Linked DNA regions of Homo sapiens: all the other regions are linked to region 1. Evidence: chromatin loops called from intact Hi-C (ENCODE). Cell type or tissue: IMR-90. All regions are shown on one strand. Region 1 overlaps RGMB-AS1 (RGMB antisense RNA 1). Region 2 overlaps LINC01846 (long intergenic non-protein coding RNA 1846). Region 3 has its middle 130 kb from the start of RGMB-AS1. Region 4 has its middle 2.5 kb from the start of LINC02234. Region 5 has its middle 120 kb from the start of LINC02234. Region 6 has its middle 150 kb from the start of LINC01846. Region 7 has its middle 250 kb from the start of LINC01846.

Evidence for each region. A loop is a pair of places that touch in the nucleus more often than their neighbours do. Peaks named below come from ENCODE experiments on the same cell type or tissue, not always from the same donor. Only the 100,000 strongest peaks of a DNase experiment are listed, where the experiment ranks them.
Region 2: it touches region 1 in a loop (7-fold over the local background); 5 of 110 quality-filtered maps call a loop at or near these places.
Region 3: a loop joins it to region 1, with 2.0 times the contacts of the local background. A loop is called at or near these places in 2 of 110 quality-filtered maps.
Region 4: a loop joins it to region 1, with 7 times the contacts of the local background. A loop is called at or near these places in 9 of 110 quality-filtered maps.
Region 5: a loop joins it to region 1, with 2.8 times the contacts of the local background. A loop is called at or near these places in 3 of 110 quality-filtered maps.
Region 6: it touches region 1 in a loop (10-fold over the local background); 7 of 110 quality-filtered maps call a loop at or near these places.
Region 7: a loop joins it to region 1, with 6 times the contacts of the local background. A loop is called at or near these places in 2 of 110 quality-filtered maps.

Annotation. Positions count from the first base shown.
Region 1 is chr5:98,766,531-98,770,530 of GRCh38, forward strand. It overlaps RGMB-AS1 (RGMB antisense RNA 1), which reads right to left. Exons shown (of 2, transcript NR_033932.1): 2 at 3,088-4,000. It also overlaps a transcript of RGMB not described here. Among named protein-coding and RNA genes, the nearest start is that of RGMB-AS1, 4.6 kb to the right of the region's middle. RefSeq lists enhancers at 637-1,378, 1,379-2,119, 3,831-4,000. In IMR-90, CTCF peaks have their summits at 1,758, 2,698 (motif pointing right) and 3,235; DNase peaks (open chromatin) are centred at 1,771 and 3,161; H3K4me3 peaks cover 2,416 bases; H3K27ac peaks cover 2,552 bases.
Region 2 is chr5:98,108,899-98,112,898 of GRCh38, forward strand. All of the region lies in intron 3 of LINC01846 (long intergenic non-protein coding RNA 1846), which reads right to left. Among named protein-coding and RNA genes, the nearest start is that of LINC01846, 50 kb to the right of the region's middle. In IMR-90, no CTCF peak of the experiment used is centred here; DNase peaks (open chromatin) are centred at 923 and 1,653; H3K4me3 peaks cover 245 bases; H3K27ac peaks cover 1,917 bases.
Region 3 is chr5:98,636,626-98,640,625 of GRCh38, forward strand. No RefSeq gene overlaps it. Among named protein-coding and RNA genes, the nearest start is that of RGMB-AS1, 130 kb to the right of the region's middle. In IMR-90, no CTCF peak of the experiment used is centred here; a DNase peak (open chromatin) is centred at 2,276.
Region 4 is chr5:97,836,229-97,840,228 of GRCh38, forward strand. No RefSeq gene overlaps it. Among named protein-coding and RNA genes, the nearest start is that of LINC02234, 2.5 kb to the right of the region's middle. In IMR-90, no CTCF peak of the experiment used is centred here; a DNase peak (open chromatin) is centred at 2,193; H3K27me3 peaks cover 495 bases.
Region 5 is chr5:97,722,732-97,726,731 of GRCh38, forward strand. No RefSeq gene overlaps it. Among named protein-coding and RNA genes, the nearest start is that of LINC02234, 120 kb to the right of the region's middle. In IMR-90, no CTCF peak of the experiment used is centred here; no DNase peak of the experiment used is centred here.
Region 6 is chr5:98,312,286-98,316,285 of GRCh38, forward strand. No RefSeq gene overlaps it. Among named protein-coding and RNA genes, the nearest start is that of LINC01846, 150 kb to the left of the region's middle. In IMR-90, no CTCF peak of the experiment used is centred here; a DNase peak (open chromatin) is centred at 2,186; H3K27ac peaks cover 1,851 bases.
Region 7 is chr5:98,413,278-98,417,277 of GRCh38, forward strand. No RefSeq gene overlaps it. Among named protein-coding and RNA genes, the nearest start is that of LINC01846, 250 kb to the left of the region's middle. In IMR-90, no CTCF peak of the experiment used is centred here; DNase peaks (open chromatin) are centred at 1,874 and 3,444; H3K27ac peaks cover 568 bases.

The DNA of each region.
Region 1 (4,000 bases):
TTTATTTAGAAATGTAAATGTTTTAGCATATTTGAATGAGGCAATGGGAGTGTTGAGATTGATACAACTGAAAGCAACAGAATACTGTATAACATTTTGACTATAGTTACTAACAAAGTATTCTATTCTTGAAATTCACTGAGAGTAGATGTTAATTGTACTCGCCACAAAAAAGATAAGTATGTGAAGTAATGCATATGTTAATTAGCTTGATCCAGTCATTCTACAATGTATACATATTTCAAAACACTATGTTGTATACCATAACTATATATAGTTTTATTTGCCAATTAAAATATAACTTCTGTTTTTTAGAGACAGGGTCTCACTTTGTTGCCCAGGCTGGAGTGCAGTGACCAGACCACAGCTCTCTGTAACCTGAAATTCCTGGGCCCAAGTCATCTTCCTACTTCAGCTTCCCAAGTAGCTAGGATTACAGGCGTGTGCCACCACGTCTCCTAATTTTTTAAAATTTTGTAGTAACAAGGTCTTGCTATGTTCCCCAGGTTCATCTCTAACTCCTGGACTCAAGTGATCCTCCAGCCTTGGCCTCCCAAAGCACTGGGATTACAGGTGTGAGCCATCATACTGAGCCTAAAATATAACTTAAAAAAAAATGAAAGCAACAGAATTAGACAAGCTCAGAATATTTTGCCACCACTATTGTTTAAGGAAACTTTTTTTCCCAAAAAAGTATCCCAAAGGGATACTTAAGAATCCTCTTTAATAGATAACTTTTAACAGTGTGCATTGTATGAAAGCCAAGCCATTCTAAAATTCTGTTGTTGAAATTGAAGCAAGAGATTTGTAATTTAAAAGTTAGTGCTTCATTATGAGATTTTACCCTTTTTTGCCTTAGTTGCATAGAAAGTTCTCAGAAAACAGACAAGCTTACCCAGAGGGAGAACTAATGTTCAAGTTTCCAAAGTGGGTGGTGAATTGAAAATCATGAAAAATATTATGAAACTAAAGAAAAATTAAACGTATGATCTGATGAATGTATTTATGTGATGATTGACAAGTTAGCCTCTAGGTTCCACTGAGCAATATTTATGGGAAAGGAGTGGAGGAGACAGGGAATTCTGGCAGCTTGTGCCTGCTATTTATGTACCGTTCAGCTTAGCAGGAGAGGGACGAAGAACTGGGGCTGCATTAAAAAACATCCTCTGGGCTGGCTCACTGGGCTTGCTTTGAACTCTTGTTCATCATTATTTTATGCTGCAGCTTGTCTTTGTGTTGGTGGAAGGGAAAAGAAAAACACAAGAGACTAGCCTTTAGTTTCTAAATCAAAGCTGTGCTTTGCTGACTGCTGGAGTGGCTTTTCAAAAGCAAAACAAGTGGGGACATTAAAATTCCTTGCTTTTGTAAACCAGGAGCTGAGTTGGGGTTTTTTTTTTCTTCTTTTTAAATTCTCAGATGCAAAAGGGTATGTTTCAATGTGTCTTACATTTACCTTGAAACAATCTCAGTATGTTTTTTTCCATTTGACTGGCACTTGGAGAAGATAAAGCAAGGTGAAAAAAATACTAAGGAGGAACCTGCAGAGGTTTGGAGGAAGGGCGTTCATTGTCATCGAATTTAAGAAAGAGAAGGATATGTAAATTTTACTAATTAATGCCTCTTACACATCCTTTCTTGATAGTGACCCCAAGGTCCAAAGACGTTAAATCAGTTGCCTAAAGCCCAGACCCAGAAAGTCAGGACTAGACCTTCCTCTGTGGATTCCCACTCGTCCTCTTTACACTGCCCTATGCTGCCTCTAGCGTTAGCCGGAGAAACTGTAAGGAGGGGTTAGGGGAGGAGAAGGCAAAGAAAAGCTGGAGAGGGTCGTAGATTCTTGCCTAAGGAGGCAAGAAGTGACCTCCCTGAGTCAGGATACTTGAGCATTTGACTTGACTAAGAGAAGTAGCCCGCTAGTTCCAGGCGTTGAACGCGCCAATTAGCTGCCGCTGAGTATCTGGGATGTTTTTTGTTTGTTTGTTTTTCTACTTTGGAAGATCAATGTAAGGTAGAAAGTTAATCCCTTTCTTCTTGCCCTCCACGCCTTCCACGCTGATCGAAGCGACCGTCCTCCCTCGAACATTTCGTGGGCTCATTCTTTGTAACACACTTGCTCTGGGCCTTAGGTGTCTCTTTAAACCCTCTCTCCCCTCTTTATTTCCAAATCTTTATCTTTGGCTTTCTTAAGCTGTAAAGGCACACTGGCACCTTAGGTGGTCAGGTAAGATCGCTGGATTCCTTATTTCGGCGAAAGTCCAGCGGACCATTCCCGCCACTGTACCCATTTTAGAAACACTTGGAAGACCCTTAAGGATCATTTACGGAGAGAAAGGTGTGCATTCTGCGGCTGCCGGCGGGCAGCTAGAGAACGTGGCGGGGGGCAGCGCATCTGGCGCCTTGGCCGGGGCGCGGAGTGGGAACAGCCCGCACGCGTCCGCTGCCGCCCTGCCTGGCGACGAGTGGCACAATCGCCCACCAGGAATCGGCTGGTGCCGCGGGTGGGCGAAGGCAGCGCCGCCGGCCCGGAGGGCGGCGCGGAGGGTGGCGCTGGCGGCGTGAAAGGCGTCTTTGTGCAAGATTGAGTGTGGTGGGGGGAAGGCGAAGAGAGAACTGATCCAGGACCTGGACGCGGGGGTCTGCGGCGCCCCTACGCCCCCACGCCCCCAGCCGTCCGCAGTGCCGGAATGAGCCGGATAGCGCCGGCAGGGGGCAGTGTGGCGATATAGGGGTTGCCGGGGGGAGAGGAGGGTCTCTGTTCACCTCTATTTGAGGCTGACTGGGGAGAAAGCTGCCTGGAGGAAGCTGCTGGGGTGCGGGGGGCTGAGGGATTTGGCTCCCCGCCCTCTCCCCTAGATGGCGGAGAAATCGGGCTAGCTGGAAGGGCGCAGCTCCTCTCCCAGAGCTCATTCTGGAGTCGGAGAACTGGGAGAGCGGCCCCCGAGGCGGAGCCTCCCTCCCGCCCCGAGTCGCGCTGCCCCCCACCTGGGGGAGAGGGGCGGGCGCCGCGCTGCCTTCCCTCCGCGCCTCGGCCGCGTGGCTTGCGGCTTATTTTCCCAGCTGGCAAGCGTCGCGCTGCAGACAAGGGAATGCCTGTGGTGAGTTGTTTATTTTGTTGAAGTTTGCGGTGGGCCCGGGGGACGTGGGGGGCGAGCGGCAGGCAGCGGCCGGGACTGTTTTGTTTAGGTCTCCATCCACCTGTGGGGTATAAATCTGCCAGCCTCAAGGCGGCGGGGGACCGGAGTGAGAAAGCTCTGACGCTCCCAAAAGCCCCTTTTCGCAACTTACAGATCTAGGACCACATTTGATTCTCCACGCCTGGAACCGGCTAGATCCTAGTTTACGCTCACCCCGCCCTCCAGCCTCCCATCAACGCTTCCCGCACCCGCTGTGTGCAGGGCTGGCGCTCCGCAGAGCAAACAGCGCCCACGACCCAGGGACAGCTGGCCACCGAAGTCCCTCCCCGGCGCCCTTCCCCGTTCCTTGAGGATAGGGGAGCTGAGGTTTTCATGTGAAGGGCGCCCATGAAATTCGTGGGAACTTGTTCTGGCGTCTTCTGGAGTGGAGTTCTTTCAGGGGTTTCGGGTCTGCCCGGGACTACAAAATGGGATCCTGGGTTGGCTGGAGTTTCCCAGACTAGGCTGGAGAGAGGTCGGCTGTTGGCTCGCGGGAGAGCCCAGAGGAACCCCTTGGGCGATGGCAGTCAAGACCGGCGGCTGCGTTTGCCTGGAAGAAAAGCCTAAATACATTAGCGAGCTGGTAAAGCTTTTAAGGCCTTCTTGGGAGCGAGTGGCTGGCTAATGAGAGGTTAATTTTGTTTCGAAGGGAAGGCTGCACTGGTTTCCTGAGATAAATGGACAGGAAGCGCATTACCTCCGCGCGCTGGCAAGCGGCTCCCAAATGCTTTTTGCACCTGCCGTTTTGAGCGGTGAGAGCAGCGGCGGAGCCCGCAGGGATTGCGGGGGCCCGTTGTCTACGAGCGGGTGATGAGCCCCCCGCAAGC
Region 2 (4,000 bases), 660 kb before region 1:
AACTGTAATTTAAGTGAGGTTTTTATAAGCCAGCTTGGGATCAGGCAAAGATCAGGTGAATCATTCTTGATCTATATTTGTATTTTAATCTGTTTAAGAATTGTATGTAAAATACTTTAAAAGCTTGGACTGGGGAATCATTCATTGTCCAAGTGTGGGGTACATTTTCACATCAACTTTTCTGTTTCTGTTCTTATGCAATTATAAGTCCACATTATGCATAATAAATAGTGAAAGAATTTCCTCTGTCAGTATATTGCCATAGGTATTTCTGACAGATGCATGCAGACAGATGTGAAGTTTTTTTTTTTTTTTACCATATAAGCAAATATAATCACATTACATATTTTGTACAGAATCAATCTGATTGTATGTTAAACAAATATATGCAGTGTATGTTTAGTCAGAGGGTCTTAGGAATATATCCAGAGACAACTGGAAAATTTTTGTTCATAAACAAAAATTTTTACCACCAGCTCCAGTGAAACATTTCAAAGGGATCCATGTGTGCTAAATGCAAATTGTACCTTCATTTGGAATTGTATTCAATCTTTAAAGTCCATGTAGCCTCAGAAAGCCCATCTTTCGTCCATGCAAGCCTTGGGATGTGTTTAAGGCATTACAGGTAGAGTGCCAGAGCCACCTGACCTTGCTGCTTTCCAATCCTCTTCCTTCCCCCGCCTTCAGAGCAGAGAGTACCAGCCTAGTAGACTGGCACAGGCAGCCTGAGCCACGCTAGCCTCTATGTGGTGTGCTCTGTGAGCCTTAGTTGGAGAGGTTCTGGCTCCTTCTGTCACATATGATTCTGTGGTTTTGAACATCAGCTTTTTTTCCTTTTCCACTTTTTCCCTAGTGCTCCAGACTTTTTTTGTGCAGAAAGCAGCCTCTCACATCATCCTGCATTAATCATCATATACCCCTCAAATCAAAAGTGGAAAAGACCCAGTGATTCAGTCATCTGTTTGCTAACAGTAATCTTTTTGTGGGTTTGTGTGTCTGTGTCCTTTGTTAAGTTCTGTTTTAAAAGAATACAGGCTCCCAGACTGCTGGGGTGTGGTGTGCTTGCAGTAACCTCTCTGTGAGATGCTCCAGAGAGAAAGGCTTCCCAGTGAAAACACTAGACTCAGAGTTGTCTTCAACTCACATAGCCCATGACCCTGAAAAAAAAAAAAAAAAGAAAGAAAGAAAAAGAAGAAGAAAAGAAGCTCTTTTTGGAGCACATTTTTTCTCATCATTAAAGTGAAGAAATAGAACCAGATTGTCTTTAAAGTTCTCATTATTTTATCTTTCTATGGCTCCTTCTAGGAAGTTTGTCTTCTCTAATTTGGCTTAGATACCATATATTTTATTTAGTCATCATTTTTTCCCTATATCTTTATTTATCTGAGTGACGATGTCATCTTTCCTCAGGGCTGGGTGGTTTCTATTCACATCTTTTGCAGACTGATTGCAAAATTATCCTTAAGGGAACACAAGCATCGACCAGCATTTATAAATCCCTGGCAGCACACCACAGATGGTTAATGAAATAAAATGCATTATCTCATAGGCTTAGCTAATCTCAAAGTTATGGACCATCTCTGGATGTGAGGACTTAATATGGAGGCAAGCTGTAGAGTGACAAATTAAAGCTGATAAGATTGCTGCTCTGCCTCATCCTCCAAATATTCATAAACTTTGAGCCGACTCTCTCACAGGAAGCAGGGATCACTACGGAGCTATGCTACATATTGCACTTGCTTGATAAACATGCATGAACATGAAATATAGGAAATACTAGGCACAGTTACCATCACCTGTTGCTCAAAGTAAAATTAAGAAAAAAGCTGGGTTCAGAAATGTTTACTTTAATCTAATTATACAGTGTGTTCAAATTTGTCTCACTTAAGAACTAGCTAAGCAGTGGTCTCCAACCTTTTTGGCACCAGAGACCAGTTTCGTGGAAGACAATTTTTCCATGGATGGGAAGGATTTGTTGGGCGGGGTGGGGGGAGGGTTGTGGGGAATGGTTTTGGAAAGTGTTCCACCTCAGATCATCAGATATTCTCATAGGTGCACAATCTAGATCCCTCACATGCCCAGTTGGAATACAGGGTAGAAGCTACTATTGAGAATCTCATGCTGCTGCTGATCTAATCTGACAGAAGGAGGAGCTTAGGTGGTAATGCTGGCTCGCCCACCACTCATCTCCTGCTGTGTGGCCTGGTTTATAACAGACCATGGAGGGTACCAGTCTGCGGCCTGATGGTTGGGGAACCCCTGAGCTAAGGGACTGATAGAAACATTTTATAAGTAAAATTAATTAAACGCATACACACACAAATAGTTATTTTTAAAAAATAGTACACAAATATTATCAGCTTGTTGATCCCAAATGTAAAAGAAAATCCTCAAATGTTTACATAATTAAAGAAATGATCACTATCTTTATTGAATTTTCACATGCTCTTACCATTCTTAGCTTAATCTGGTAAGAATGAGGTCATAGCAAATTCTTTGGGTAGTGAATTCTAGGTCTCCAGATTTGTAGTAAAATAAGGTACATAAAGTAGACAAAGAGAAACAAAAATGCATTTTAGTTTGGTTCCTTTTTCCTCATTTACTTGAAATACAAATATATATCTATGAATAATCACATATAATTTCTCCTAATATTCCATAAATATAAATTACAATTTCTAAGGATTGAATATTTAATAACAGTCTTTTCAAAATGATAAAGCAAGCACATAATCTTGTTCTTGTTTATTGTAGCAAATGTCAGAGCAGTTTACTGCAGAAATTAAATTGTTATTTATTTTGACTGTTGGGTTAAACAATTCTCTCATTAGGGGAAAAATATACTGCTAAAATAAGTGATAGTTATATGAAGAATTAGATAAGCATTAGTGGAAAAAACCCACCAGTGTCTCTGTTTCCTTAGCAGAACAGGCTATACAGTGTTGCAGCAAGACAGACATCCTCACATAGCAGAGGTGCTAGGGACAGCATCCCTATAGGCAACTACTGGAACTTCTCTAATGTACTTGTAGTTTGCAGATTCTCTGGTTACACTAGCCCTTGCTAACATTGTTCTTCTTTGAATTTGATTAGTCTGAGTTCATTCATGATTCTGTAACCATGTGAGTGGAAAGGGAAACAGGGCTCTCTGCTGCCATATTGCTTGGTTTTCATGCCTAGATTCAAGAATTCTTGAACGTGCATTGGACACAGATCACTCATGGATGCTTTCCACAGCAAATGATTAGCTTCTTACAAATAATTTAAAAGCATTGAGATTGTAATATTTCTTTGGTTTTGTCCTTAAATTTTATATATAACTATTTTATCACATTTACTAGCTATTTTTGTGTGTCTAAGTAGCAAAGACAATGTTACAATTGCAAATCTAGGCTAGGATCCTTGGATAACCAGCTTCCAAATGGCCCCCAATGATCTCCACCTCCTGATGTTTATATATTTGGGTAGTTTCCATGTATATTGTTCCAGGAGATTCCAGATCAGTGTGACCAATAGAATATGGCAGAGGTGATGTTATGTCACTTCCAAAATTAAGTTATAAAAGATTCCCTGCTATATGCTTCTGTTGTACTCTGTACTTTTCCTTCATAATACTTACATATAAGTAACATTCTGTGTCTATCTTTATTTTTTTTATTTTTTTTATTTTTGTGACGGAGTCTTGCTCTGTCACCCAAGCTGGAGTGCAGTGGTGCAATCTTGGCTAATTGAAACCTCTGCTTCCTGGGTTCAAGCAATTCTCCTGCCTCAGGCTCCCGAGTAGCTGGGATTACAGGTGCGTGCCACCATGCCTGGCTAAATTCTAAATTTTATATTTTTAGTAGAGTTGGGATTTCACCATGTTGGCCAGGCTGGTCCAGAACTCCTGACCTGGTGATCCAACCACCTCAGCCTCCCAAAGTGCTGGGATTACAGGTTTGAACCACTGCACCCGGCCTATTCTGTGTCTATCTTCCAAGCTTGACATTAAGCTCATCAA
Region 3 (4,000 bases), 130 kb before region 1:
GAACTATAGTTAAGTTCTCTAGTCTCCCAAATCCCTGCCAATGAGATAAAAGTTGAATGTGTTTCCTCATAACTTTTACTTGTGAATAGGACCGTATTTATTTTTCAGAAACTATTTGGGGAAGGTCCTCTTTTTACCATAAATGACACTGACAACCACTAATTCATTTTACCTACTGGATGTCCAAAGGAAAAAACTTTCAATTGGCATAAATTGATTATAACTTTAACAATTTAATTGTGAACAAAGACCATGCTACTCTGAACAGCTTACTTTCATAGAGTTTTGATGAATAAAATATATAAAAATATGGAATATAAAGTGTTTTTAAGTCTGAAGAGTATTATGTCATTGATTTAAAGTTTATTGTAATGCCCAAGGCAAAAATAAATAAATACAAACTGCAATGAATATTTTATAAGTTTGTTGCTCTCTTCAAGCATTAAAAACCTATTTCTTAAAATTTATAAGATAAATTTTAAGGATCATAGATTCCGTGAACATTTCTCCAAAGTTCACAAGAAAATGAGTAAAAGGAGCCAGTCATCTGTACATAATGAAGACTATATAAATTGTCTTGAGGCAATTTAATTTTGCTCATTTCCTATTCCAGCTCCAAAGGCAAATACAATGGAACTACATCCCATCTCTACCAGCCTTGCCAGAAGGCACCACAGAGGGAGAAAATCAAGTTAATGAGGGATGGGAGAAGACATCAAGGACCATCTGAGTCCCAGAGACATAACTGCAAACCCATCCTAGGAGGCTGCCAGACTATAATAGCCACATATGACACCACTGTACAATAAAAAATCATAATTCAGTTAGTTTCAGGTAATTTTTAGAGTATTTTTTAAGAAAAGGGGGTTAAAAGATCATTTCAAAGTCTAAGGAGATGTTTCAGTAATAATACCTGTTACTGAGTTATTTTAAAGCAGACAACATTAGAAGAATTTTCTTCTTTGTGTCAACCTTCTTTTGGCAATGAATGGAATCGAGCTGGTGAAAGACTAATCAAACCGTAATGGGTGTGGGACTGTCTTGAAATAAATTCTTCCCCTGGGTTTTTAAGGCATCAGCTCTGGCAGATGAGACCTGCCACCAATTAGATGTGTGATTGCAGCAGATAAATGACACCCACTGGACTTGCCATATTTGCTCTTATGAAATTCCTGTCAGTTTTGAGACATAAATAATTTAAGCAAATGGCCTTGGACACCAGAGGCTGCCAATTATTGTGTCACCAACTCACCACCATTTGTTTTGGTCACCAGAGTATTTCTTTTAAAAAACCAAGACTTCCAGACTCAAAATAAGTTCCACGTTAAAGCAATTTCTTTCCCTCCAATTTCTTCCAAACTAGTTTTATTTGCATTTTGAAAGAAGAAATGGAAGTTTATCATTTAGAATGCCTTTTGTGTCTCTTTGATTCCTCTACAAAAGTTCAAATATAATTGAGTTGGGAATTAATAGTAAAAGCAATTACATCAGAAAAAATGGAACAAACACAGTATTTTTAAAAAGAACCATCAAATTCCCAGAGTACAATCAACACATTTAAGAATTCAAAAGAAAGAATTACAATGCTTGCATCAGCCTAATAACTGAAATGAATCCAACATTTCCATTTTAAAGCCACTAATCCAAGAATAAAGGGGAGATGAAACAAATTCAGACGGCTATAAAAAGCACTATGTTTGGGACTGAGTGTTGTGGCTTTGCCTGAAGTTTAGAATTACCTCTGATAGAGACAGAAGTTGCTAAGTGGACTGCAAAGTCATGTTGCTTTCCTGATTCTGTCCCTTTTGTCATAAGCAGCTTAATGAACAAGGCATTGGTGCCTATATTATCGACTCCATTTAATAAGAACTTTATTATAGCAATGTATGCATTCTCTTCTTTTTTTCAGTTCTACACTGTGCATTGTAAATCATTGTGAGACTGTTTTTTCTATTGATACCTCTAAGTATATTGCTCCAATTTCTGCAGATTCAGCTAGCTATAACAACAAATCTCCTGCAAATTATTAATAATATCACGTCTTATTCTTGGACGCAAGCAACTTTCAGAACTGAGGCTACTTCATTTAGTTCTGCTCTTCACATCTCCATAGGAGAAAAAAAGAAAAAAGAATTCTAGAGCCTGAATTAGTCACTGACCTTCTTCTGCAGTTTAAATTGTTGTTCTGTGGTGATTAAATGAAGCTCCATGGGGCACCCAGCCAGAGCCAGTTAATAAGTTATTAGTTCCATCAACACTGTTTTGTCATAGCCAAGACCCAAATTCAGTGATTATTCCTGTTATCAAAGTCTTAGTCACTCCAAGAAAAGCATACTTGGTATTCCTGAAAGATAAACCACACTATTTTGTGATATCTTCCCACAAAGTTTGAGTTGTATGAGCTCTTTCCTCACTGCTAAGATTTGGAAAGCGGCCCTAATGTAGCATTGCCAGATTTAGCAAATCAAAACACAGGATGCCCAGTTAAATTTGAATTTAAGATAAACAACAAATAACTTTTTAGTATAAGTATGTCTCAAATTTTATGCAGGATATACTTAACTTTAAAAATTATTTGTTGTTTATCTGAAATTCAAGCTTAACTGACCATCCCATATTTTATCTTCCAACCCTACCTGATGGCATCACTATTAAGTGAACAAGAGAAATTAGAGAAGAAGGCATCCATGACTGCAGGTGGCTCAACTACAAACTGAGATTCAGGAAGTAGTCAGCACAGGGGCCTTTAAAAATCTTTTTTTCCTGGAGGCAAAGGGAAGCTTTGACTGGCAAGGTAAATGCAACTGGGCTCTGGTGAGAGGCTGAGCCCTGAAGCAGTGGCCGACAGCAAAGGCCTCAGCAGTGCTCAGGGGCTGCTCAATAACGGACACACCTGCTCCTGTTGGGCTGCTTCCATAAGGTGGCTTCCCTGTGAGTATGCTTTTCAAGATTAATGATGTGCAACAAAAATAGTCAGGCAAGGCCAAGAAAAGGCCTGAAATTGAGAAATTAGCTATACAGCTTGTTTTAATAACCACCCCTATTTAGGTATCTCCAACTGTTCCACTCAATCATTCAAAGGAGTCAAAGGACAAAGGACAAACATTTATTACTCGGGGTAGATTTTGTTTTGCAGAAATTTCCCAAGTATGTTTTAGTACAAACCTCAGTTATATCTTTTGTCAAAAATGTATTAAAATAGTAGAAAACAAATTGCATTTACATTCCACACATTATATGTAAAATTGTGAATAAACATAGATGGTGGAAGGACATAGACAATACCCAAGGCTAATTGATATTTTGGAGATAATTTTTGCAAGGTTTTCCTAAAAGCCATGATTTTCACATTCATCTTCAATTTAATGACTCTAAGCCCTATGTCCAGTGCCCATGAAAATTTCTAAATATGAATTTTATGATCCCCAAAGTAGTCTACTTTGTGATCCTCTTTGCACTCTTAGGAACATTATTAGGTAAGAGTAATATAGGAATGAAAGCATCCTTTCCCTTATTATGGATTCTCCCTCATTAAAGTCTTTATCTCTTTTTCCTTTTATGTCTAATTCCATAGAAGCTAGCTGACAGGTGCACTTCTAACTTATGAATCAATTAGTATAATTTTCATAATTAATTTTAAGATATGCTTAAACAATAAATGTGTTAAAGACTGTGCTGTCCAATATGGTATCTGCTAGCCATATGCAGGTATTTAAATTTAATCTAAAGTTGATTAAAATTGTAAAAAATTTAAAATTCAGTTTTTCAATCATACGAGACACTTTGCGAGTGCTCAGGGGCCACACGTGGTTAGGGTCAACTGAGCTGGACAGTGCAGCTCTGGGACATATCCATCATTGTGGGAAGTTCTTTTGGACACTGTTGTCTGTAGACAATAATATTTTCATACCGAACTAGGAAGGATATGCATATTTTTAGGCACCACTCTGTTCAACAGTAATTATAGGAAAATAGAAAAGAAAAATGAAAGATATATTTG
Region 4 (4,000 bases), 930 kb before region 1:
CTAGGAAAATTCTTTCTAAGTTCTTATAGCACTTCTCTTTCATTGCACTTATACAATATTACATTTATTTTGTGATTCATTTATTAATGTCTGCCTTCCTCTATAAAATTGTAAGCTGTATTAGGGCAATTCCTTGCCCACTTTTGTTCAACATTGTATGTCCACTAACCAGCATGAAGGCTGGCACATAGTTGGCAATCAAAAATGTATGTTAAATGAATGGATTTTTAAATGATGAATATGGAATCCCATGAAAAGTGTGACATAATGCACACATAAATAAAGTACATAGAGGAATACTTGGCAGGACTAACTTTGAGTGACTTTCTATTCAAGACTTAGTTGCATATTGCAGGGTCTCAGAGTCTCAGCAGGAAACATATCACACTGAAATTCAGGTAATTAGACAGTTTGCTTACTTACATAGGTTTGGGCAGGGATTCATGAAACTAACAAGGGATTAATTAGAAACTAACAAGTGCAGGTGGCCCTAAGGCCTAAAAATGGAGGGATAGAGTGATTGCAGATCCCAGAGAAGCTAGCTGCATGGAGAGGGCCACTTGACCAGAGCTGGCCTTCAGTAGAGGAACTCGTTCAGCTCATGGTTAATCTGCAGACAAGGGGCTGAGGGAAGGACTACCCTGTGTTTATGTATTAGTTTCCTGGTATTGCTGTAATAAATATTCACAAACTTAGTGGCTGACAGCAATATACGTTTATTACTTTACAGTTCTTGATGGTCAAAACTCCCCCATGGGTCTCGCTGGGCTAAAAGTCAAGGTGTCGCAGGGCTGTGCTCCTTCTGGAGACTACAGGAGCCAATCTGCTTCCTTGCCTTTTCCAGCTTCTAGAGGACACCTGCATTCTTTGGCTTGTGCTCCCTTCCTCTATCTCCAAAGCCAGAAGTGTAGCATCTTCATGTCTCTCCCTGACTGTGACTTCTGCTTCTGTCCTCACAACACCTTCTTTCTCACTCTTTCTCTGACTCTGACCCTCCTACCTCCCTCTTGTAAGGAAACTTATGACTAGATTGTGCTCACTAGATAATGCAGAATAATTTCTCCATATCAAAAACCCTTAACTTAATCATAGCTATGAAGTCCCCTTTGCCATGTAAGGTAACATTCATATATTCTGAGGATTTGAATATGGACATTTTTGAGGGAACGTCATTCAGATTACCATATTTTCCCTCCACTATTCTCCTGCCAGTGCCTACTACTGGGGAAGCCATGAGGTAAAGAAAACCATTTGTGTCATCTATATCAATCAGCCTCCCAGGATACATGCTTGACAGATTTGGATTTGGAAGGAGAAATGGACTATATGTAGAGAAGCCCATATGTAGGAATTAATATTATATACTAGGTTGTATATTGGTTCTATCCTACCCATTTTATAATCTGAACAGACTTTTTCATTTATAACTTTAATATTATGTATATATAAAACTATAAGTTTTTGAAATTAAAAATTTGATTTTAAAAATTAAAAATGTGATATTGTATGGAAAGCCCATATTTGATTTGATTTATTGCAATGTTATTTTTTCAAATAAAAACTTCTTATATCCAAAAAAATGGAAAAAAATGTTAATTCATTACAGATTTATTTGATTTTAAATGTTTTACAATACATAATAATTTAGATAGTTTGAAGAAAATATGGTGACTATAGATTTGATGTATTAGACAGAGGTCTTGATTCCTCCCATGTGACAATAATCCTCCATGTCATTGGATTCTAAAGAATTATTTTAAATTGAAATAAATATTTCCTTCTTAGGTGGAAAATTCTTAGACCAAGTGTAGAGTAATGTTTTCAAATATTTAAGACTGCAAACCCAAGAAATATATAAAATATCAGAATTTAAACCACTAGGAAAACCCTTTTAAAAGGATATTTCAGAAAAGAATAAAAGAGAATGAAAGGATTTCCTAATTTGAGATTGAAAAGTGAAAGACTCATCTTGAAACTAAAGCAATGATTAACTAAACAGCCAAAGTGATACTTGTAAACATTTATGTATTGACCAGTATAATGTTGTATAATTCAACTTCTTTTTACAATCTGGCTTCTCTGTTATAAGGGACTCTTGGTTTACATGTTAATAGCTGTTATCTTATGAATTGTGGCTCAAGCTCTTGAGAATGTTTGTGAAATGTGTTATTGTGGTTATGAGTCATTCTAGTCACTGCCAATATCTCTTCATTTTCGGGAGTTAGAGGAAGATGACTCAGTTAAGCCAAAATAATTGATGTAGCACATTGGTGAGGATTTATTATTATGTGCAGCTGTTCTTGAATATTGTCTTTCTCAGAGTACTGGCTCCCTTTTTTGGACATATTATCCTAGAATATAGAGGTCTTTCATACAAATACTTGCTAACTTGAAATTGTTTCTAGGAAGTTGACATATATCAGCCATAGATATTAAAACATTTAAAGGTATCTGATTCTGTAAGTAGGCTTGCTGGTGCAATCGGAAATCAGTTTATTCTATTAACATTTCTATAAGTCATGCATGACACTCATGATAAATTATGTCTGGGAATTGCTAGGATATATTTTGCTTCCAGAGATCCAGTTAGTCTTTTAATTCTTCTGCCATACACTAAACTTTCTTTTGATGTCTAGAGGCTTGATAAATATCAATTAATGCTTTCTTTCACACTTTGGATTTGTAGAGTTATTTGCCACTCACTCAAGAAAATGGAAATATTCCTTTTTCTATATTTTTTCTAAATATGTTCTAATTCATTAATTTTATACTATTATATCTCAGCATGGTAAGGAGGGGACAACATAATAAATACTGACCTATTAATTGAAAGTTGCTATATAGAAAGACAAATCCATCTGGTATTATTTCATATCGAACAATTATTCAATATTATTATAACCATTGCAAGATGAAGGCAGAAATAATTTATTATTCTCCAGTAGGGTATCATTTGTTCAAAGAACTGAAGAAATTTAGCATGGTGACAGGCAGGGTTTTAAGAGAAAGGAAGCCTGGCTCTTGAGGAGACCAGAGGCCACATATATATACCAGAAAAATTATATATGTACCAGAGACCACATCAGAATGGGCCTTGTGTGTTATGAAAGGTATTTCAGGCAAAGCCACTGGGAAGCCGTGTGACTAGTGACAAGTTGTTTACCTCTCCGTATCACAGTGTTTTTATATAAAAGATGGAGATAATAATGCTGGCTGCCTCATCAGATACTTGTGAGAATGGAATGATTTTGCACATACATAAAAAAAAAATCATAAGTATTGGACAGATGCCAAGTTTACTGTTGAAAAATTTAAAGCAGAAAAATGATATCACACATCAAATCTCATCCAGAGTCCATGTCTTCTTTTATGGTATGTTTGGTATTTCCTGTATCATTATGACATTTTCCTAGTTTTCTTACACTAATAGGGTAAACAAAGCAAAGAATTGCCTAATCACCAGGAAGTTCATTAAGAATGGTTTAATTGAAATTAAATTTTCAGGCCACTTAATATCACTCAGACTTACCACTTTAAGGTTAATTTATCATGTTTTTTTATAGTCTATATTTGGACAGTTACCATAAACATGGCTTGATCAGCTCAATATTCTGTATAAATCTAACAGAAACCAGAGGCTCTCTTGCTGTATCTGTTTCCTAAAGAAAACAGTCCATGCCAAGTTTCTGTGGCAAAGGTCAGTACTTAATAGATACTGTGGTACAACTTAATAACCTTATAAAATTCTGGTTGTTAAACCACAACTTGGAATCATAGCCTTATTTTTTACATGTGCTCTCATGCACATAGATTTTGGTGCATAAACAGATTTCTTAAGCATTTTCACTTCTTTGACTTCAAATGTATGTAATATATTAAAAATGTATATTTTTGTGTTATTTTCACCAATGCCACCCTTGTTTCTTTTAGTTACACACTCTTTCAAGATAAAATTAGAAGACAGGTAATTGTAAAGTAATTATGTTATTGAATAACAAAG
Region 5 (4,000 bases), 1.0 Mb before region 1:
TCCTTTAGCTCGGAGTAGTTTGATCATCTGAAGCTCTCTTTTCTCAACTTGTCAAAGTCATTCTCCATCCAGCTTTGTTCCATTACTGGTGAGGAGCTGCGTTCCTTTGGACGAGGAGAGGCTCTCTGATTTTTAGAATTTTCAGTTTTTCTATTCTGCTTTTTCCCCATCTTTGTGGTTTTATCTACCTTTGATCTTTGATGATGGTGACGTGCAGATGGGGTTTTGGTGTGGATGTCCTTTCTGTTTGTTAGTTTTCCTTCTAACAGTCAGGACCCTCAGCTGCAGGTCTGTTGGAGTTTGATGGAGGTCCACTCCAGACCCTGTTTTCCTGGGTATCAGCAGTGGAGGCTGCTGAACAGCGAATATTGGTGAACAGCAAATGTTGCTGCCTGATCATTCCTCTGGAAGTTTTGTCTCAGAGGAGTACCTGACTGTGTGAGGTATCAGTCTGCCCCTACTGGGGGGTGCCCAGTTAGGCTACTCGGGGTTCAGGGACCCACTTGAGGAGGCAGTCTGTCCATTCTCAGATCTCAGGCTGCATGCTGGGAGAACCACCACTCTCTTCAAAGCTGTCAGACAGGGACAATTAAGACTGCAGAGGTTTCTCCTGCCTTTTGTTTGGCTATGCCCTGCCCCTAGAGGTGGCGTCTGCAGAGGCAGGCAGGCCTCCTTGAGCTGTGGTGGGCTCCATCCAGTTTGAGCTTCCCAGCCACTTTGTTTACCTACTCAAGCCTAGGCAAAGGCAGGCACCCCTCCCCCCGCCTTGCTGCTGCCTTGCAGTTTGATCTCAGACTGCTGTGCTAGCAATGAGCAAGGCTCCGTGGGCATAGGACCCTCCAAGCCAGGCACGGGATACAATCTCCTGGTGTGCCATTTGCTAAGACCATCGCAAAAGTGCAGTATTAGGGTGGGAGTGACCCAATTTTCCAGTTGTCATCTGTCACCCTTTTCCTTCCCTGACCCCTTGCGCTTCCTGGGTGAGGTGATCCCTCACCCTTCTTCAGCTCATGCTCGGTGCGCTGCAGCCACTGTCCGACAATCCCCAGTGAGATCAACCTGGTACCTCAGTTGGAAATGCATAAATCATTCGTCTTCTGCATCATTCACGCTGAGAGCTGTAGACTGGAGCTGTTCCTATTCGGCCATCGTGGCTCCACCTCCCTCATGAATATCTTATATAGTGGAATGAGATTGGCATTGACCATGTGTATTTTAATATATGTCATATTTTGTGTATGTCATTGGTGTTTTTAGCTCTTGTAATGCATAGTTCTGAATATTTTAAATATCTAACAGTTATAAAGCTATAATTTTCTCTCACACACACACACACACACACACACACACACACACACACCTCACGGTGCCCCTTTTCATTGTGGATGGTGATAGAAGTCACCATAATTCTGGGCAGCTATAGTAGTTTCAACATCATTTCCTCCTATTTAGTATCCATGAGAATTCCAGATATCAAAATTCAAATGTTATACAATTGTAACTGAAACTCTTGAGTGAGATTTTCAGCCATTTTAGTCTTCTCCCAATTGCATTAGACTTTTCTCAAAATTAAATATTTAAGACTTTATTTTTATTCTTGTAAAAGGAGAAATAAACATAATTTTCTAGGAAGCACAAAAAGGACCATGAAATAACTTATTTATCTTTCTCTCCTTTTGTGGTTTCAAGATTCTCAAGGATGAGCAAAGAGTAGAAAATAAAAACACAGCTTCTTATATCTCATTTCTATGAGTCAAATTGCACCAGAAAAACAATCTTGGTATTACTCTTAAAACATATCACTTTTCTTGGGGAACACTCTATGGAAGAATCGATGCTACTTGAAATTCTAAGAATAACTACGAATGATGTGGATGGAAAGGGTCAGGCTCTCTGTTGATTATTCCCCTCAGTCACTCTGGTCATGCCTTTCTTCCCTTGATCATTTCATCACAATGACACTTTACTCTTAAATTTTATGTATTTCAGAAGGAAGCAACTAGTATGCTGAAGGCAAATTTACTTGACTCTTAAAAGTTTGATGAAGCAGCTCTCTACTCACATTATATATTTCAACTTGAATCAAATTTAGGTAAAGTTAACACATTCACTGGGTATTCTTAGGCATAATAAGATGAACATAACTCACTTTAGGGTGGTATTCTATTCAGGTACATGAGTAATGAATAACTTTCTGCTGCTCTAACTTACACAAGCATCAGTTATCTACTGAGTTAGTACTGAGAGATTTATTTTGACAATCTCTGGGGCACGTTATTGAAAATAATCATGATTGATCTGATTATAAATAATTAAAGTATATAAAGCCTAATTTATTTATTAAATTTATTTGGGAAGGCTTTTACTTGTTTGACCTACTATTTCTGTGTTATTTGGTGAGATTATTTTTGCTGCTTTTATTGAAGTAAATAAAGATGCTAAAACAATTTTTAAGACTAAGGTAGAATATTTCATTAACCAATGAAATTCAAACTTGTTCAAATGAAGTTTCCTGAACTCTCCTTCCCACAGTTTCATTTCTGTAGGACTTGGCAGGAGAGGTTCTAGAAATCTGATTTATTGTGCTCTTTCAGAAGATTCTCATGCAGGTATCCCTAGGACAACATTTTGAGAAACAGTGATGTAGAGTCCCTCAATTATTATTTCCCTTCTTCTGTTTACCACCTTAGAATGTGTACAAAATGTAATATATTTATAATTAATTTTTTAAAAAATAAACTTAATCTTTTCATACAGGTTTAGATTTAAAAGACAAAATCAAGCATATAGTACAGAGAGTTCCCATAAACCCTGCACCCCATTTCCCCTATTATTAACACATTAATGATACATTTGTCATAACTATTGAACCAATATGGATATTTTATTATTAAATAAAGCTATATTTTGTTCAGATTTCCTTTTTCTTTGCCTAATGTTCTATTTTGTTCCAGGATCTCACCCACGACACCACATTACAGTTGTCATGTCTCCTTAGGCTCAACTTGGCAGTGACAGTTTCTCAGACTTTCTTTGTTTTTGACAACCTTGATAGTTTGAAGAGTACTAGTTAGATGTCTTGTAGAATGCCCCTTTGGTGAAATTTGTCTGATGTTTTTCTTATGATTAATCTGGGGTTACGGGTTTTTAGGAGGAAGATGACAAAGGTGAAATGCCATTTTCATCACATCATGTAAAGGATACAGACTATGAACATTACTTGTCATTGTTGATGTTAACATTGGTCAATTGTCTGAGGTAGTCTTAGGCAGGTCTCTCCAGATGTAAAGTTGTTCTTTATCCCCAACTGCCTTTCCAAACTCTTAGGAAGAAAGCTCACTTAAGGTACGGGGAGTTATGCTCTAGCTCCTTGAAAGATGCATATCTACATAAATTATTTGAATTCTGCACAGGAAATTTGTCTTTTCTCCTCCATTTATTTAGTCAAGTATTTATTTATACCGGTGTAGAATCATGGATATTTGTTTTATACCTTGAGTCACAATCCAATACTTTTTTTTTTTTTTTTACTTTGTTGCTCAAATTGTTCCAACTTTGACCACTGGAGGCTCTTTCAGTTGACTCTGGTATCTTTTTGACATACCACATTTATTGGATTGGTTTAGGATTTTTTTTTTCCTTTGCTGTTTGTTTGCTTTAACACTTCCTTACTTTCCAGCACTACAAGATGCTCCTGGTTTATCTTGTATATTTCCTGCACAAGTCCTAGAACCAGCCATTTATCCAACAAATCCTGATTCTTTTAATTGAATAGTGGTATGAGAAACCAAGATACAGGTGCTAGGTGCACAATTATATTCTTAAGAAAAAATAATTAGAAATGATGCAAAATGTAACAAGATGAATTGATGATAAGACTAGTCTAAAAGAAAATCTCAAACCTTTTTTCTGAAGACACCTTAAAAATTATTTTGAGAACCTCAAAAAGCTCTTGTTTATGTGGATTATATCAATTTATGTTTGCTGAATTAAAAATTAA
Region 6 (4,000 bases), 450 kb before region 1:
ACTCCTCCATAACGCTTTGGCTATGAGAATGTCTTTAACTTCCGATTTCTTTGCTTGTGGAAAGATGCAACTTCTTCTCCCAAAAAATTCCTTATTCAGTAACTTGCTAAACTTACTATCACTAAGAGTGAGAATAAGACATCATGTAAAATTGGAGCATGACTTAGTATGAAAGGCTATAAGGCCATGTATTGAATTCAGAATAGGTTCATTCACTTCACAAATATGTATGGAGTATCTACCAGGTCCTAAGCACTCTGCTAACAAGATTCACCTATGAACAAAACTGGTAAAAATAAACAAGATTATATTTAGTATGTGTTATATACTAATAAGTGCTAGGGAGAAAAATGTAAGGCAGGGGAAAATGACAGTGGGGTTGGGCAGGGATGTGCTAAGATTTTGGTTAGGCTGGCCAGGGAAAGGTTTATGTAAAACCTGAGTTTGAAATAAAAACGTAATTAAAGAAGGGAGTCAACCTTGTGGATATCTGGAAAAGAGCATTTGAGGCATAACGAAGATGAAGTGTGAAGCCCCCAAGGCAGGGCTGCCCAGGTATTTGAGAATGAGTGAGGAGACCAGGGTGGCTGGGGATAAGGGAGTGAAGGAGTGTGGTGGAACACGTGGCCCATCATGTAGGTTTCAAAGTCACAGCACAAATATTTGCCTTTCCACAGTGTGTGACTGGGGACTTTTGAATAGAGGAATGACATGATCTCGTTTATGTTTTCACGGGATCACTCTGGCTGTTCCATTGAGAATAGACTGAAAGGAGTCTAGATGGAAGAAGGAATACCAGTCAGGAGATACAGTTATGATTCATGAGCAGGATGATGGCACTTGGGCCAGGGGATGTCAGTGGAGGTGGCAAGAAGTGTGATATGGTTTGCATCTGTGTCCCCACCCAAAACTCATGTTCAGTTGTAATCCTCAGTGTTGTAAGTGGGGCCTGGTAAGAAGAGATTGGATCATGGGGGCAGTTTCTAATGATTTCACACCACACCACTGGGGACTGTTCTCATGATATTGAGTGAGAAGTTATCCCCAGATCTGGTTGTTTAAAAGTGTGCAGCACCTCCCCACTCTCTCTCTTGCTCCTGCTCCCAGCCATGTGAAGTGCCAGTCCTCCTTCACCTTCCCCCATGATTGAAAGTTTCCAGAGGCCTCCCCAGCCATGCTACCTGTACAGCCTGAGGAATTGTGAGCCCATTAAACCTCTTTTCTTCATAAATTACCCACTCTCTGGCGTTTCTTTATAGCAATGTGAGAACCAGACATATTTTGTAGGCACCGATGGCACATTCAATGTGAAAAATGAGTGCCAGAGAAAGTTCAAGAATGACACCAAGATTATCTGAGAATACATGGGAACCTAAAACTTATTTTGATTGACATTAAATGGTCAATCACCTGCCCAGGCCCAAGGATCTCACCAAACAGAATCATCCAAAATACATGTTAGCATGTTACATGTTTTAATTTATGAAGAAGCACAAAGCAGAACCAGGTAATGCTATGGGCAGTACAAACTCAACGCACACAAATAGAGAAGATAATGGCTACAGAGAGGATTTGTGATGAAGCAGCATGATTAGTAATCTTTGCCTCTAAATGCAATTTCCAACACTGCCACCTTGACAGGCTAAACATCTGGCTAAAATTAACTCTTCTACTTCTAATTATTTCCCCTCAGATTGGACTTTCTCTACTCTCCTCTTCCCAGCAGTCCATAACTATGCCTAGCAATTATTAACAAAATATGCTTTATTGAAACTTTGTACATGTTCCAGCCCATATTATGCAAAAAACAAAAAAATCTCACTATGCTTGTTCTAGACTGAGTGTTAACCTTAAGGAGAGCTTATAACTAAAATAGTCACTTTTTCAATTGTATGATTTAGGCCAATCATTTAAATGGTATATGTAAAATAAAATAAAATGACTTGTAAAGTGGTTTAGACTACAATTGAGTGGTAGGAAGTATTCAGACAGGTTGGGTTTAAAGGTATTTTAGGGGGGCAAATTTTATGCTCCTTTTATCCTAACTGCTTGAGTAAACTCACCAACATCTTATAATAACATTCTATTTCCTGTCTCCATGTGAAGATTTATCACAATGAATCTGGTGAGATAATCCCTGTAATAGTAGAAGTCATTATGAAGTAATTGCATTGAAATGTGCTATGGAATGATGAGTACATATTTCTCTTTCTTGCCAACAAGTATATGAGTCTGTCATTGACTGAAAGACAGTAAAGCAATTCTCCTTTCTCCCCTCAACACAGCCTCTTTTGATTGGGAAAAAAAATTACAAAAAAAATGTGGTTCAGACTTCCCTGGCACATAATGCTGGCAGCATTGAGATGCAGAACTCTTTCCCATAGTAGGAGATGTACCATCTCCTTTACACTGCTTTTGCCTGTTTAACACTCTGCTGGTTATTAATGACATATTTGAGATCATAGTGACCTCTTTCAGCCTCCTCAAGCAGATGTAGCCCGGCGATGATAAAAACAAAATATCAAGTATAGCAGTATAATTCTATTTTGCAAACAAAATAGCTGGGTATTAACTACTTCAAAAGACTCTGTAGCCAGAACCCTCTCTCTGAAAAAAATAATGCCTTCATGTGGTATGATTAGTGAAAAAGTAGCATTGCTCTAAAATGAGATTAATTCCTAATTTCAACATCATTCACAACTTTCTTTTCAAGCTGCCTGAGGCCTGAAATTTTGTTTTTTTTAATCAATCTGTTGTTACTTTTTGTTATTATTCTTGAATGTTCACTCCTGAAGCCAGAATTACATTTGTGTCTCTGGGGTTTGAAATTGATTCAAAATTGACTGAAAGACAGCAACACAATTCTCCTTTCTCCCCTCGACACAGCCTCTTCTGATTGGGAAAAAAAAAAAATTACAAAAAAAATTTGGTTCAAACTTCCCTGGCACACAATGCTGGCAGTATTGAGATACAGGACTCTTTCCCATAGTAGGAGATGTACCATCTCCTTTACACTGCTTTTGCCTGTTTAACACTCTGCTGTTTAACACTCAATTCAAAATAGCTCTTTTCTACCATTTCCAAGCATGTTTTACTAAAACACGATATTGATATTCTCCTTGAGGGTATTGAATCTCTCCTCTCCAAGTTAAAGTGAAAATGGGGAATGGGACTGATGTTGACCCACTGATTCCTCTTAATGTCCATCTGTCTCACTTTTATTTACAAACATGAATCATGAATCAAAAACATTTGTGAAATAACAGTTTCTATATATGTTCCCTGGTTTGAAGTTCCCAAATAAAATATTTAATAGATATGCACTGGGCTCTTATTAAATGTATGACATTATGCTACATACTGTGGGGAGTGCTAAAAATTATTAAACTGTCCCCTGTCTCCTGCCAATCTGCTGGGAAGCCTGAGAAAGATAAGTCAACAATTATATTGCAAAGGATATCTACAGGTAAAAGTCTATCTACAGGTATAAGTGGGATGAAATCCAGAAAGAATGTTACAAGGGTGCTTTCATTATGCTGCATTAATCTATAACTTACTTATTCATGAAGAGTATGGTGGTGGTGGTGGTGGTGGTGGTGGTGATGATGATGATTACATTAAAGCATTATTATTATTCTAACCCAGTAGAATCATAGCTTATTTAAAAAGCATTATAATATTTGATCCACTTTCACATTTGATGGACAAAATAGTTCTTTGACCCCCTCAGCACATATGTTACTATCTTTATTTGGCAGATGAAGAAACTGAGTCACAGTAAATTATTTGAGAAAAATGTCTACTAGCAGAAACTAAGTTTCCTGAATCCTAGTCTCTATATTTTTTAGGTAGATGGCTACAAAAATCCCCCAGGACTCAAACTGCTCCCCTTTTACATTTCTTCTGTAAATTTTTTTAAGATACTTTTTCATAATTTATTAGGTTATTTATATCTATATATATTTTTTATTTTACTTTCAGTTCTAGGGTACATGTGCAC
Region 7 (4,000 bases), 350 kb before region 1:
TGACATTCTGTGAGATGTCAGAGAATCCATATCTCTTTGGAATATATTGTGTCAGAGAGGACAAGCATTGACATAACTCTGGAGCAAATCTGTAAGTGAATATTCGTGTTCATTCTATACAAACTTGAACTTTTTCTAATCCTTCTTTCTAGTTGAAATAAAAAGGAAGGCATTCCCCAAGTCAATGGCTGAATTCCATATACTTAAGTACTTATTAATCTGTTCTAGCAATAATACCACAGTCAGCATGGAAGCTGTAAATGGAATGTGATTTTACTAAGTTTGTGACAGTCTACAACAAGCTGAACAAAGTAAGTCACCAATTTGACTATCAGGCCCCTACATAAAATGGATAAATGCTGGAAAATTAAATGGTGACATAATAAGGACCACCATCCCCTTAACTTTTAGATCTGTAACTGAAGCAGTAATCCCAACCATTTCCTGCAAGGTGTTATAGTATTTTTCAATTGAATATCTTGGTCAGGGGGCTGTGAAGAGCATTTTCAGAGTTTTCCACTTGGCACTGGTATTCACTGTGATAACTCTTACTTCACAGGTCAAAGACTCAGATGGATGTTATCCAACTGCCAAGAATATCATTTCCTATTATACACTCAAAGACCAGGGAAATAATAATTAGGTGCTTCTACCCAGGAACCCAATAGCTTAACTTTTAGCCAGGACTCCATTTATTACTTAGCCCTTGTACTCCCTACTCTCTCAGGGAACAATAATGAGCTTTGAGTCCCGTAGTATGAATATCAACTTGGATTCTCTGTAAAATCATTCTAAAAATGTCTAGGCGTGACCCTTTCTCCAGTGCGAAAGCACTCAAGTGATCATGGGCTCTTTTGAGGTTGAACTGGGAGTCATTGCAGTACATACTGGCAGCTCTTTCCTCTAGAAAATCTGGCTACTTCTTCTGTCAGTAGTTGCTGTATTTGAAAATTAGCTCAGATCTGGAAACTGAGCAAGGAATTATGATTGCTCATTGAAGTGACTCCCTGCAGCCTCCTGCTCTTCCATTCTTACCATGTTCTGGTTCTAGATATTAAGCAACACCCTTGTTGGCTGCCCATCTATTTTTCCTCTGTAGCCATCCTCTATTAACTAGCTCCCTGAATCTTGACTGCCCCTCTGAACTTTCGGATTGTTATAGTTATTGTAACCTCCTGGTTTCTGATTTTAAATGGTACCCCCTGGTGTTTATTATTTTGGTGCCTCATCATCCACATGGTTATTAAAGAGCCCAGGTCTGTGGGCCCCTCACCTGCTATCAGCCCTAACCTAAAGAGAAGATACACTCCTGAATTTCTCAGTGATGCTAAAGACCCTCTCACCAGAACATTCCTCATGGCCTTAGTGATAGAAGATAATCATCTGGTGGGCCTTCTGGCCTTGCACAATATATCCATTCCAGTATGTCCGCATGCCTGAAACATTTTATTCTATTTCTACAACATAGCAAGGAAATTAACGAATTTCTACTTTACTCAGCATGGCCCTTTGATTTTCCATACATTGAGTGGCCACCTCAGCAGTAAGTTTTCCTCATTCCCTTCAGTCCTTGCAAGGTACTAAATCACATCTCCTGAGAAAGTACCACCAAGTAAATGAATTTTCAAATATCCTGCCTTATATTCTTCTCCCCTTGATCAAAAAAACCTCTAATCTAATCTAAAATTATCTTTGACCATGCAGAGAGGAAAGGCCATGTGAGGACACAGCAAAAAAGTGGTTGATCATCTGCAGGCCAAGAAGAGAGCTCTCATCAGACAACAATTCCACTGGCACCCTGATCTTGAACTTCCAGTCATTAGAATTTGAGAAAAAAATTTCTGTTGTTTAAGTCATGCAGCCTGTGGCATTCTATTATGACAGACTTGGTTGACTAATACATGACTCCAGGCTGGTCTTTCTACAGATGAGGAGGGGATTTTTATAAGCTACCAAAGTATTTAACTGTTAATCACCCTCAGTGTCAATACAAGTAGTAGTAACTAGGCAACTCCACAGTCCTTAAAAAGGAGTTGTTCTCCACATATCTCATAAATGCCTGAAACATTGCACCAGCAAAATCATTTCTCTATACCAGGACATTTTCCCAGGGCCCTTCAGGAATTAGGCCATTATTTTGGGATGGGGATTATCCATGCTGCACTTTCCCCTTAAAACAAGCTCATCTTTGTTAGTCAGGTAGAGAGTGACTCATTCTCAAAACTCATCTTATTTTCTAAATAAATCAATCCTAGCTCCATTTCTGTCAGTTCAGGTCCTCCAGTAAGGAAAAATCAAAATACAATTAGACAGTCAAGAGATTTATTGCGGTGGCTCTGTGAAAGATAAAAGTGGGAGTAAGAGTGACAAGAAGAGCCTTTAAACCACCCTATAGGTCTGACACTTGTGAAAGAAGAGAGGGAAGAAAAAATGAGTTAGAAGCAATCTCTGAAAACTGCAGTTCCAAGAACATCTTGGCCAGGCCAGGTCAATGGTGGACTTTAAGAACCAGTTGCTCTTGGAGAAATCTCACTTTGAGCATTAATGGTCTGGTTCTTGCATTCCCACTAAGCTCAATCATTGACTTACATCAGCTTGAGGTATTGACTCAAATGTGTAACAGCTGGGGCTATAAATCAACTATGGTCCCCTCAGCAGGTCCACTTGACAGAGATTTGAATGGCCTACTTCCACGGCCAACATAGTGTGAGCATTAATACTCTGACTTAATTAAAGAGTGAAACTCAAATGCTGCTATTTTCTTACTAAACCCATTTCTTTTTCTGCCTCTCCTGAGCACTATATTCCCCCCCCCGCCCCATCCTTAAAGGTGGTGGGGCCATATGACTCCACTTTGGTTGATGGAATAGGTGCCATTTCAATCCCTAGTCCCTTAAATCTCCCACAAGCTATCCTCCACTCTCTTTCCACTTCTGAGGCAAGCATGCAGGTCATGTGTTGAACAGGCACCAAAAGATGAAGGGAGAGGATGAGCTTCCGCATCACTATTTTGAAGAGATATGCCAGACTGCCATGGACTATGTGATGTGAGCAAGCAACAAATCTTCACTGAAATAAGATCGATATTTAAGAGCTGTTTATTTCAATAATTAGCCGGCTTTTTTTTAATGTTCTAGGAGATAGCCTACTATTTTGATAGAAACATTGCTAAATAGGCAATTTTTTAAATTGTCTTTTGATTACTTAGCTAGAGCCATCATGTTCAATGTGTGTTGAGAGGCTTGAATGAAAAGAAGATGGAACATAGAAACTAACAGTTATTTATTCTTATCATTATTATCTGTCCTATCTTTTAGAGTGATATTCTGTAAAACACAGCCAACTCTACTAAATAATCAAGTTCTTAATAACCAATGTAATATATACTTTTTAATCTCTTAGACAAATTCTTTGAGATCAACTTGCAAAAATATGACTCACTGGTATTCTTTAAAAATGAGAATGACCACAATGTCTAACATCTAAGTCATTCTTGTTCAGATCATGCCTGAACAAAATTAGCATTTTAAAGCACTTTTCATGTTTTCTCCAAATGATGTATTAATGAAATAAGCCTTTACCTTGTATTTCCACAATAACTTGTGAAAATTGTGTGTAATGTTGCAGGACTGTGTGAACAGTTATAGAAAATCTTTTTAAACTCAGTGAAATAGATACAATCAACTTTATCTCCAAGCTTTTAATATGCAATGGTTGAATCATTTTTACATGATTTGTTAATCTGAGAAGTAAGTGCCAAATCACAAGTGAAGTGATTTGTAATCATCTAAAATCTATTATACTTCACCTACCCAAGAAACTAGAATCTTAATACTTCGCAAGTTGCCAGGATGGCCTGTGTTCAACATATCATAAAAGTACAAAAGTTATTATTTCATTTCATGTTTTAAAAATCCATGGTCTGCCTCGCCTATCACCTTAAAGGCACAAATGTCTGCTAATTGTAGTAATTTTTCAGTGCTTCTACTTTTAGCAATTT